2 separate regions of the Homo sapiens genome follow, and region 2 is linked to region 1. Evidence: read pairs that join two places in POLR2A ChIA-PET (ENCODE). Cell type or tissue: CD4-positive, alpha-beta T cell. All regions are shown on one strand. Each heading gives the region's core, and the rest is flanking DNA. Links, peaks and the distances in the headings are about the cores only.

Region 1 (5,381 bases), core at 88-5,087:
GAGAGTTTCATTTAGTGGCTATTTTCAGGAGCCATATTTCTCATGAGCTTCACTACCCTGAAGAGGAGAAGGACAACCTTGGGATAGATCGCCCTTCCCATAAAGTTTCCATCTTCCCTCTGTCATTGCCCCTCCACATGGGGAGCCTGTCTTTTGGGAAGGGGCTCGGGACACCTTAAAGGAAATCATGCTGGGGTCATTTTGGTGATGGGGAAGTACAAGGTTTCAGTTCTGCAACCTTTGCCCTGCCATCCTGTGAACCGCATCCCTGCTCCAAGCGTGTGTGTGTAGCCTTGAGGATCCCAGCTATGCAGCTCTCTGCAGAAACCTCTCCCCTGCCTCTGACACTTGGATGATTTTGTATTTAAATTAGTCAGGATTCTTTGTATTTCCACTTTCAAATCCCAGGTGAAGAATTTCATAGAACAGGCTGACATTCTCCACCCTCCCCCCAATTCCAGCTCTGCTGCTGATGCACAACAGAACCTTGACAGAAGAGCCCCAGGGGCCAAACAAAGGCTCTGCTGTGGGTTAGAGATGATGTTTATCATTATTATTAATAGCGAGGGTTTAATGAGCTTTTTCTATGTTCTGAGCACTATGCTAACTACTTTAGCTGTATTATTTCATCTTTACGATGACTCAACGAGGTAGGAATATTTTTATCTTCATTTTGTGGATGGGGAAACTGAGGCTCAGAGAGATTAAGTAACTTGTTCAAGGTCACACAGCTAGGTAAGTAGTGGAGCAAGGACTTGAATTCAGGTTTTTCTGTTTCCAAAGCTTGTGCTATCCTGCTTAATCCATTATTACTTGAGCTCAAAATGTCCAGAGGGGACCCATGACACGTCAGAGGTGCTGCAGAGGTGGGCTTAGTGCTCAGCCTCATATTCTATGGCAGTTACTTGATTCTCAATCCAGATGTACAGAGTTCTAGTGGTTCTTTTCAAGTAGATATTTAAATCGCAGCAGGGAGATCAAACTTAGATATGAGAAGTACTTTCTGGCAATAAGGGTTGCCAAATTTTGGAATTAATTACAGAGAGATATTTCCCATCCTAGACCATCCGATATAGTGCAAGCACATCCTATATGGCCAGAGATCCTGCTGGGAAGCCTGGTCAGGGGTGGTGGAGAACCTTCCTGACAGCTCCATTGGCTCATTATTGTTTGTTTCTCTATTTCTTTCAAAATGTTGTATATGCTCCTGAGAAGCCCTTACCATGAGCTAGAGCAAGAGTCTGCATGTGGGCATGCGTGTGTGCATACATGCACTCATATCTCATTTTAAAGCAGGGAAGAGAACCAACTCTCTTTGGCCTGGGGAAAGAACATTAATAAAGAGCCCAACCAGATGCATAGGATTAAAGTCTTTTTCAAACTAATGGTTTGATTGATTGCCCCTGAAGGCCTAGGCAAAGAAGAACACAACTTACTTGGCTTCACAGTGAGCGTAGTCCCATCCCCAAAGGTTGATTTGCCTGCATTGGTGTTACACAGTCTTTAGTGCTATTGCAATAACCTTGACTCAGGCCTCTAGGAAGACAGGTGGAGGTTAGGGAGGAAAGCAGGAAAACAAAACCTGAGATGACTGCCCATGGCCAAAACAACCTCCTTATAATTAGGTTAGAACGTGGGAGGAATACTAATAAGTAGCAACTCCCCAGCCCAATTCTATTTGCCTTAATTTTCCTTGAAGGTATGGGCCTTGGCAGGAGCACCTCCTGGGAAATTCACTCAAAGTGGCTACTGCTCTGTCTCCTGGGATCCTGCCTTGTTTATATTCCTGCAGGCTCTTTGGCTATTTTCATCCAATTCCTGCCTTTTCCCTGCTACTTTCCTTGGACCTTTCTTTTCGTGGAGGTTCACATATTTTCACAGGGAGAGACTACATGGATATTAAATGTCCGAATACAATGCCCCAGGGAATATGTGCATTAATAACCTTGTTTTCCAACTGATATTACTAACCACCCAACACAAACCAAGCAAAGAAAACACCACCTGTGTTTTGACAGCTTCTGCATGATGGAAGACAGGCTTCTCGGGAAGAATAATTAGCCAGAAAGAAGAACTTACTTGGTATGACCGAGAGTTTGGTCCCCTTCCCGAAAGTGAGTTGGTAACTCCCAGCCCCAGAGTATGCACAGAGTTTCCTTGCTTTGCAAAAACCCCAGAGATGCTGAGAAAATCAGACCACTCACAGCATAGGAGCAGCTCTGACAAAAGCTCAGACTGTAACAACAACCAGACAATAGGCAAGAGAGAAGGGCATTACAGAGGCAGGCTATGGAACAGACCATTCCTCAGAGTCCTCCAGAGTCCTGGCTGGACTTTCAGAGGTCATCGAATCCATCCTCCTGTCCTCAGTCAGTGTGTTGTCTGACCAAAGACCTGTCTAGTTATTAAGAGCTCCTAGTTTTTATAAGGTTTTCCTTTGCTAACAGCTCTTACATCTAATCAACTGTTCCTTATATCTAATTGAAATCCTGCAAACTGCAGTCTGAGCCCTTTCCCTCTCAAGCTTTCCTGGTTGAAGATGGGATTTCACATAAACATATTCCACAGAGAAACTCATCACAACACACCAAGCTGGTTTCAGTGGTCACTTTTGGGGAGGAGGAAACTGATACTGAAGGAAGTGGCCAAGGTGAATGCTGGTTTTATCTGTAATTTTTTTTTTTTTTTTGAGATGGAGTCTCACTCTGTCACCCAGGCTGGAGTGCAGTGGCACGATCTCGGCTCATGGCAACCTCAACCTCCCGGGTTCAAGTGATTATCCTGCCTCAGCCTCCTGAGTAGCTGGGATTATAGGTGCCTGCCACCACGATTGACTACTTTTCGTATTTTTAGTAGAGATGGGATTTCATCATGTTGGCCAGACTGGTCTCAAACTCCTGACCTCAGGTGATTTGCCCACCTCAGCCTTCTAAAGTGCTGGGATTACAGGTGTGAGCCACCGTGCCTGGACTTTATCTGTAATTTGAATGGTTTACAATGAGAAATTTTAATGTATTACTTGGGCAAATCAAAATGAATAACAACATTAAATAGAAACCTGCAATGTATTTAAAAATGGCTTTTGGGGCTGGGCACGGTGGCTCACGCCTGTAATCCCAGCACTTTGGGAGGCTGAGGCGGGTGGATCACGAGGTCGGGAGATCGAGATCATCCTGGCCAACGCGGTGAAACCCTGTCTCTACTAAAAAAAAATACAAAAAATTAGCCGGACGTGGTGGTGAGCACCTGTAGTCCCAGCTACTAGGGAGGCTGAGGCAGGAGAATGGTGTGAACCCGGGAGGCGGAGCTTGCAGTGAGCCGAGATCGCACCACTGCACTCCAGCCTGGGCGACAGAGCGAGACTCTGTCTCAAAAAAAAAAAAAAAAAAAAAAGAAAAAGAAAAAAAAAAAAGGCTTATGGATCTCAGACAAGCCTTTTTGTGCTTCCCCCAGGCTAAGTAGTCTGGTTCTCTGCCCAGGGCTTTTGTCTCCTGGGATCAGAGGAGGAAACTGGGCCAGGATTACGGTCAGAACAAGCTGGAGGCAACTAGGCCAGGGTGCAATGCAGGGCCCAGATCTGTGTGCATTCATGACTGTCCAGTTGGCTTTCGAATTATAACAGAATAACCTGTAATTTTCCTGCGCAATGCTAATGACCCAGCTCCTTCCAAACCTTTCTTGGGGGCAAAAGCATTCTAGGTACACTGAAAAATAATTCAAGGGAAGAAGCCATTGCTGATCAAAATCAAGGATGGCTAGAAACACTTACTTGCAATCACAGAAAGTCTTGTGCCCTTTCCAAAGACAAGAGGTGTGTTTCCTGAATTCCCACAGTGATTTCCTCCATAACAAAAACCCTGAATGCCTGGCCTTGGTGGTTTTCCTGGAAGTTTCCTCTTGTTGGTCTTCTTCCCTGTTAGAACCATCTAGAAATCTCCCCACTTAACCATAGTTTTTGTTTTTCCTTAGCACGCATTTGCCCACTTCTCCCCCAATCTCTACAAAGTATGGTATAATTAAAATGTTTCTGCTTTGCCTGTCTACCCTGCTGATGAGCTTCCATACATGGAGTTGTAGCTCAGGGATGCATTTCTGAATTGCTTGCAGACTTCTAGCTTATTGTTAGCCTGTGAAAAACATTCCAAAGGAAATCCCTGTTTCTGACATCATGATGTACTCTTTGCTGTACTAGAAATAAAAAGGAGTGGTCACTTATCCTAAATAAAGAAAAAGATTTGGAAAATGGCATAGAGTGAGAAGGCTCAATGCAAGATGTTGCTCTTGCTGGCATACTCTCTTTGTTGTCTCTAAGATGAAAGTAGCTCTTTAAAAAGTCATCTCTCACTTATCCCTGGAACAAGGGAAATGAGAGATCCTGGGGCATCAAAGCCAGGAATCTCAGCAGAGGCCAAATAAAGAAAAATAAATCTTTTATGGAGGGTGGAAGGAGAGGGGTCATAGGTATGCTGGAGTCATTTCCAAAATCAATTTAGTTGGAGCCAAAAATCACGCTGGGCTTAACAATGAGTCCAAACAGAGGTTACCAGGGACAAGCCTGGGGGAAAAGACTGGAAAATAGGTTCTGGACAAAGTGTCACGATTCTTTTACTCTTCTTAATAAACAATAAAAAAATAATTTATATTTGGGTAGCAGAGGACTGGTAGCAACTTTTCCAGCCCTGGAGGGGAGAATTTGGTATTTGGCTCAGCTGTGGAAAGGCTGAGGACTGGACCTCTGCAAGAGAAGAGCCCAGGACCTACAGGCCACCCACATGTCTTAGAAACTTTCCTACTGAACACTCTCAGCAGTTTGAACTCAGTGGGAGTTAATGTCAGAAAATCACATAAACAGCACTTACTGGGGAGAATATGAAGTCGTGTCCCTTTTCCAAAGATGATCTTGTCATCTCTGTTCACACTGTGATTGGGACCATAACAAAAACTCCTAGTGACTTTTTTTTGGGGGACAGCTGCATATTTTTTGGTGGATATTTCAACCTCATGGGACTTAACAGATTCCTATATTGTCTCTTCTCCTGTAATAAACAGGCCTCATTATCAGCTCAGCCATCTTTCTCTGTGTCTTCTAGTTGTTCTGCTTGAATTTCATGCTGCTTATTGCAAATGTGCGAGAGGAAGTTGAATGACCTCATTTGACACTGAGAGTGAATTATAAAGCCAACAATACAACAAACTCCTTTCCAATATCAAACATAATTCTGTTACTGAAGGCAAAAGATACCTGGCAGACAGCCACTGAGCTAGGAATCCACTTTTCAGAGCCCAAACAAAAATGGGGCAGGAATAGGTCACTTAGGGCACATATCTGGATTTCCACCTGAGAAGGAACTGCATTACAGAGTCTTCCCTTCACCCTGGCT
Region 2 (5,381 bases), core at 54-5,053, 780 kb after region 1:
TCAGGGAAACCCGGGGCAGGCTCAGAGTGCTGGACTTTCTGTCGGCAGGGATAAACAGGGAGGCCACTTCGTTTGTAACTTTTGTCTTGTATCCTTGAATAATAAATCGTGGTCCTTGGCTGGGAAACTGTTGGTACCACGTGATATAATCATTTGTAGCAATGTTGTTGTGGCTACAGGTTATGTTCACTTCTTGTCCTTCATATGAGTCCATGGAGATGGGCTGGGTGGTCTTAGCAAGGCTCAAAGTACCTATGGGAGTAAAACACAATCCTAGCCCCTATCCTGAAAGCAAGGTAAGTTAGACGGTCCCACTCAGTAGCCCCACGGTTCCCTCTCACAGTCAAATCCATCCCCACGCTCTACTTCCCTGCCATATACATGTACATACAATTTACTTCTCATTTATGTTTCAGTACAAAAATATTTATCCCAGGCATACACAGAAGTGTCAGGTTTACTATCTCCCTCCCATGGATAGACCCTAGGGATTAGAAACCCCGAAAATCTTTGCTGCCCTGAGACACATCTCACATAAATGCTCAGGAGCTGCCTGGAGAAAAATGGAACCCTGAAGCTATCCCTCTACATCTTGGATAAAGAGCAACTGCTAGCAGGCAAAGTTCCAGATTCCTTTCCAGCATCATCAGGCCCAGATCCCATTCCTCTTCATCCCAAAATAACTCACTCAGGGTCAGGAACACGATCACTCTCGCCACTTGCCTCATATTCTAGGTGCAAACTAGGACCCAGGTTCTAGGCTCTTTTGCTGTGTCTGAGCTGCAATGAGCCCAGCAGCAACTGCCAGGGCCCACACCAGCAGCTGTCACTCAGGCTGCCCCAGTACAGCAGCCAATAGCAGGGCAGCAGCTCCTCAGAGCAGGGCTCCCCTCAAAGTTCAGCTAAAGCCCCAAGAAGAGTAGGGAGTGAAAACTGCTGGTACTGAAGCACAGCAGCCTGAATTTCATTTTAGATCTTTGCAGAGGTCTAATCCCTTAAAGATTTGGTCCAAATGAGGCAAAGCTATGAGAAGGTAGATTACATTGGGCTCCTATTCCCCATTACATTACTTTCCACAGCCCGAGAGGGTGGTCATGTACTGTAGTCGGTCTGACACTCATGGACTCATTGACAGTCATGGTCTAAGTGTAACCTGCCTGACTTGTTACTTTATGCCCTGCAGTGCTCCACTGACCCCTATTTAGCCAAGAAGAAACAGGGATTCCTAATCCTATTCCAAGAAAGAGCAAATGAGGCAGTCTGGACTGGACATTCCATCTCCTGATTCCCTGGGATCATTTATAATCCCACTAAGTCCACAACTAATACCTTCTTCTCAGACCCTGTGTAACAGATATTAAACAGAGGAACAAACCTCTCATTAGTCCCTGCTGACCAGCTAGGATAGGACATTTGGTCTGGAATCACTCACTTAACCAAGGAGGAGGTAAGGTGAACAAGAAGAAAAGGCACAGGCTGTGTCAGACAGATCTAAATCTAAATCTCAACTCTGCCACCTTGTGACCTCAGGCAGCTCACTCCTCTGAGTCTTGGTTTCTTCATCTGTAAAATGGGAACAATAATATGTATTTCAGGGTTTCAATCTGTGGCACGTAGTCAACAGTAAATTATAGTTCCTTTCCCTTTCTTCTCATCTGATTCAGAGCGCAGAGTACCATGGCTAGTAGAAGGCAGTCGTGTAGGATTATATATCTAATTTTTTGTAGTTACTGTACACACTTCCTTCAGGAAATAATTAGTATAAATCCTATAACAGAAGCACAAAAACTGAAAAGAAAAATAAAGCCATTCAGGAAAAGAGCCGAAAGACACAGTAGTATTCATTGAATCCAAAAGACACAGTAGTACTCATTGAATCAGCCAAATGCTAGAAACAAAACCTGTTACATACTCACATTAATATGGAAAAGATAGTGGTATGTTGTTTGAGTTCTTTTCTCTTATAATATAGGAATGAAAAAAATCACTGGAAAATATTTGGGAGGTGCCTCTTCTAGGTCTAGAATTGCCGAAAGCATTCTGAATCAGCAATTTTTCCATTTTCCCATGCAAAAAAAAATCAGTGAGTGTTGATGGCTTCTAGTAACATTTTGACAGAGGAGCTATCACAGGTCATGAAATAAATAACCAGGCTTTCCTCAGTAACAAGTGAAGGAGCAAAGATGTTTTTATGAGGGACCTGAAGATACTAGAACACCTTGTACAGAAATGAAAATAAATGGGTTACCCTTTAAACGCAACTCGTTGCAACAGCGACCTCTTGTGGTAACTATACTCAGAAAAAATGTTTCACACAAGTCAGTAGGTCTCAGATCGGCACAATTTATGGAACGTCACATTTCTTTGTAAACGCAATAGCAGAGAGCTTGGTTTGGACTATGAAGTCTATTTTCAGTTATGGAAGAAAACACTGAGTGATAAGTTAGACACACTGAATTGAAACAATCCTTTGGATTTGATAGCTGTGAGATTTTGTTCAAATCACCATTTGAGAGGCACAATTTCTTCATCTCGGCAACAGAGATTATAAGGATTAAATGAACATAAGTAAGTTATTTCTAAACGAGAGTGTTCTATAAAAATACAAACTATGGGCCGGGCGCTGTGGCTCACGCCTGTAATCCCGGCACTTTGGGAGGCCGAGGCGGGCAGATCACGAGATCAGGAGATCGAGACCATCCTGGCTAACACGGTGAAACCCCGTCTCTACTAAAAATACAAAATTAGCTGGTCGTGGTGGTGGCACGCGCCTGTAGTCCCAGCTACTCGGGAGGCTGAGGCAGGAGAACCGCTTGAACCCGAGAGGCGGAGGTTGCAGTGAGCTGAGATGGCGCCACTGCACTCCAGGCTGGTTAACAGAGCCAGACTTTGTCTCAAAAAAAAAAAAAGAAATACAAACTATGTTTAATGCAGGAAATATCACCAAGCCAAAATGGTCTTCCTTTTTCAGGCCAAAAAACGGAACTTGAAGTTTCCGTGTTGCCACCTGTTACCTCACTTTGGAGAATATTACTGGATACCAGGCAACTGGAGGTAGAAACACTGGAAGTTTTTCTATCCCTCAGCCTATGGAATGAAAGTAATTACTGATGGTAGTGGTGTGTTGTGGGTTGAATTGTGTTTTCCTCCCACCCAAAAAATATATATGCATATTGGAGTTCAAATCCCTAGTACTTCAGAAGGTGACCTTATTTGGAAACAGTTTTTACAGGAAATCAAGTTAAAATGTGGTATTTGGGTGGGCTCGAATCCAAACTGGTGAACGATGACTGGTGTCCTTACAAAAAGGGGGAATATGGACACCGAAATGGACAAAAACAGAAGAAAAATTTGAAGAGGTACAGGGAGAAGATGGCCATCTACAAGCCAAGAACAGAGGCGTAGAACAGGTCCTTCCATCACAGCCCTCAGAAGGAAACAACCATGCCAACACCTTGATTTTGAACTCCTGTCCTCCAGAACTGTGAAACAATACATTTCTGTTGCTTAAGCCACCCAGTTTGTGGCCTCTTGTTACCACGGCCTTAGCAAACTAATATATGGTGCTAATAATTATATTATATATTATATGTTAAGTAGGTTGTGATGGTTGACTTTATGTGTCAACCTGGCTAGGCTAAAGGATACCCAGGTGGCTGGTAAAATGTTATTGTGGGGTGTGTCTGTGAGGGTGTTTTCAGAAAAGATTCACGTTTCAACTGGTAGACTGAGTAAAGACTACCCTAATCAATGCAGGTGGGCATCATCCGATTCACTGAGGGCCTGAATAGAACAAAAAGGCAGAGGAAGGACAACTTTTCTCTCTCTCCTTGAGCTGGGACATCCATCTTCCCTGCCCTCTAACATCAGTGCTTCTGATTCTTGAGCCTTTAGACTTGGACCAAGATTTATATATAACCAATAATTACACGTATATTCCAATAAATATACATATTCCAATAAATATTTATGTATAGATAGATAGATAGATAGATAGATAGATAGATAGATAGATAGATGATAGATAGATAGATAGACATCCTATTAGTTCTGCTTCTCTGGAGAACCTTAACTAATATATATATACTCCTTTGCAAAACATTTTTTGGTGTTCAAAAGTGTTTGGGTGAACACATAGGAGCATATCACATACATTAATGTTGTTTTTTATGTATATTGTAATAAAAAATTTAGACCATTGTTAAAGCAAATTTTAGAAAGTTCCTAAGGTTATGGAAGAAAACCACGCCCTATAGCAATAGCCAACTACAAGAGGGATATTTTAAATTCTTTTTAAGTGGGATTTTTTTTCTGGTTAGAAGAATAATGAATTCTAAATACAGAATTTGGAAAATATAGGAAAGTGTTTTAAAATCACGTGTAATACCATATCCCAGAAAAAAATCATTGATAATATTGAGGCATACCGCTTTTTAATCCTTTGTTTTTGCATGACTATTGTTAGCACAATTGAATTGTGTGCACATGAACACACACACATTTGCACATGCTGGAGGTTTTTTCAACTTAATATTCTTTTCCAAACTTTTTTTTTGTCAACAAGTATACATAAAAATCCAATTTTAATAGCCTCAACATAGTCCATGGTACAAATGTGCTATAACTTATTTACCAATTTCTTTAGTATTAGACATTTGGATTTTAGAAAGAATACTATCATAAAAACCTTTGTACATAAATCTTTGTCTAAACTTCCAATTATTTATTTAGACTAGCTTCTGCAAAGAGGATTTCCTGGATTCGTGTAAGAACATTTTAAGAGTCTTGGGAAGTATCCATTTATTCAATAAACAAATATTTGTGGAGCCCCTTTTACAGTCAGGCACTGAGGTAGACACTGGCCATTCAATGACAAGAAAGACCCAGTGGTCTAGTGAGAAGGAAGAGGATTTTAAAAGCAATGATAGTCCTCATGATAACAGCCATAGTAGGGAAAGCATAGAGTACTATAGCAACACAAGGAAGTGAAATGGTTTTGGTTGTAGGACTGCAGGAAGACTTCCCAGAAGGAGTGACACTCACCTAAACTAAAACCTAAGAGAAGAGGAAGAATGAGCATGATGAAGACTGAGCTGAATAGAAAGAGGCAGAAGGCACAGCATCTGGACAGGCTTGGAGCAAGAGAGTGGATGGCACTTGGGTAGATGATGGTCCTGTTGTTTGATATGAAAAACACAAAAGAAGGAGCAAATTTATCTTGTTTTGTTTTGTTTCATATGGTGAAGTGGGGGAGAAAGGAAGAAAGATAAAGAGCTAAGCTTTGCACCATTTGATTTAAGGTGCTTCTGGAAAATTCACACAGGTCAAAAACCCAGTTTGATATATTAAACTGAAGCTCAGAAGAGATATATGAGCTGAAA

The links. ChIA-PET counts read pairs that join two places held together with the same protein. Peaks named below come from ENCODE experiments on the same cell type or tissue, not always from the same donor. Only the 100,000 strongest peaks of a DNase experiment are listed, where the experiment ranks them.
Region 2: POLR2A ChIA-PET joins it to region 1 with 5 read pairs; 3 of 35 experiments call an interaction of 5 or more read pairs at or near these places.

What each region holds. Positions count from the first base shown.
Region 1 is chr14:22,512,387-22,517,767 of GRCh38, reverse strand. It overlaps TRA, TRAJ30, TRAJ29, TRAJ28 and TRAJ27. Among named protein-coding and RNA genes, the nearest start is that of TRD-AS1, 32 kb to the right of the region's middle. In CD4-positive, alpha-beta T cell, for the core only: no CTCF peak of the experiment used is centred there; a DNase peak (open chromatin) is centred at 2,175; H3K4me3 peaks cover 5,000 bases; H3K27ac peaks cover 4,895 bases.
Region 2 is chr14:21,731,566-21,736,946 of GRCh38, reverse strand. It overlaps TRA and TRAV4. Among named protein-coding and RNA genes, the nearest start is that of OR4E1, 60 kb to the right of the region's middle. In CD4-positive, alpha-beta T cell, for the core only: CTCF peaks have their summits at 2,054 and 2,254 (motif pointing left); DNase peaks (open chromatin) are centred at 846 and 2,276; H3K4me3 peaks cover 1,600 bases; H3K27me3 peaks cover 878 bases.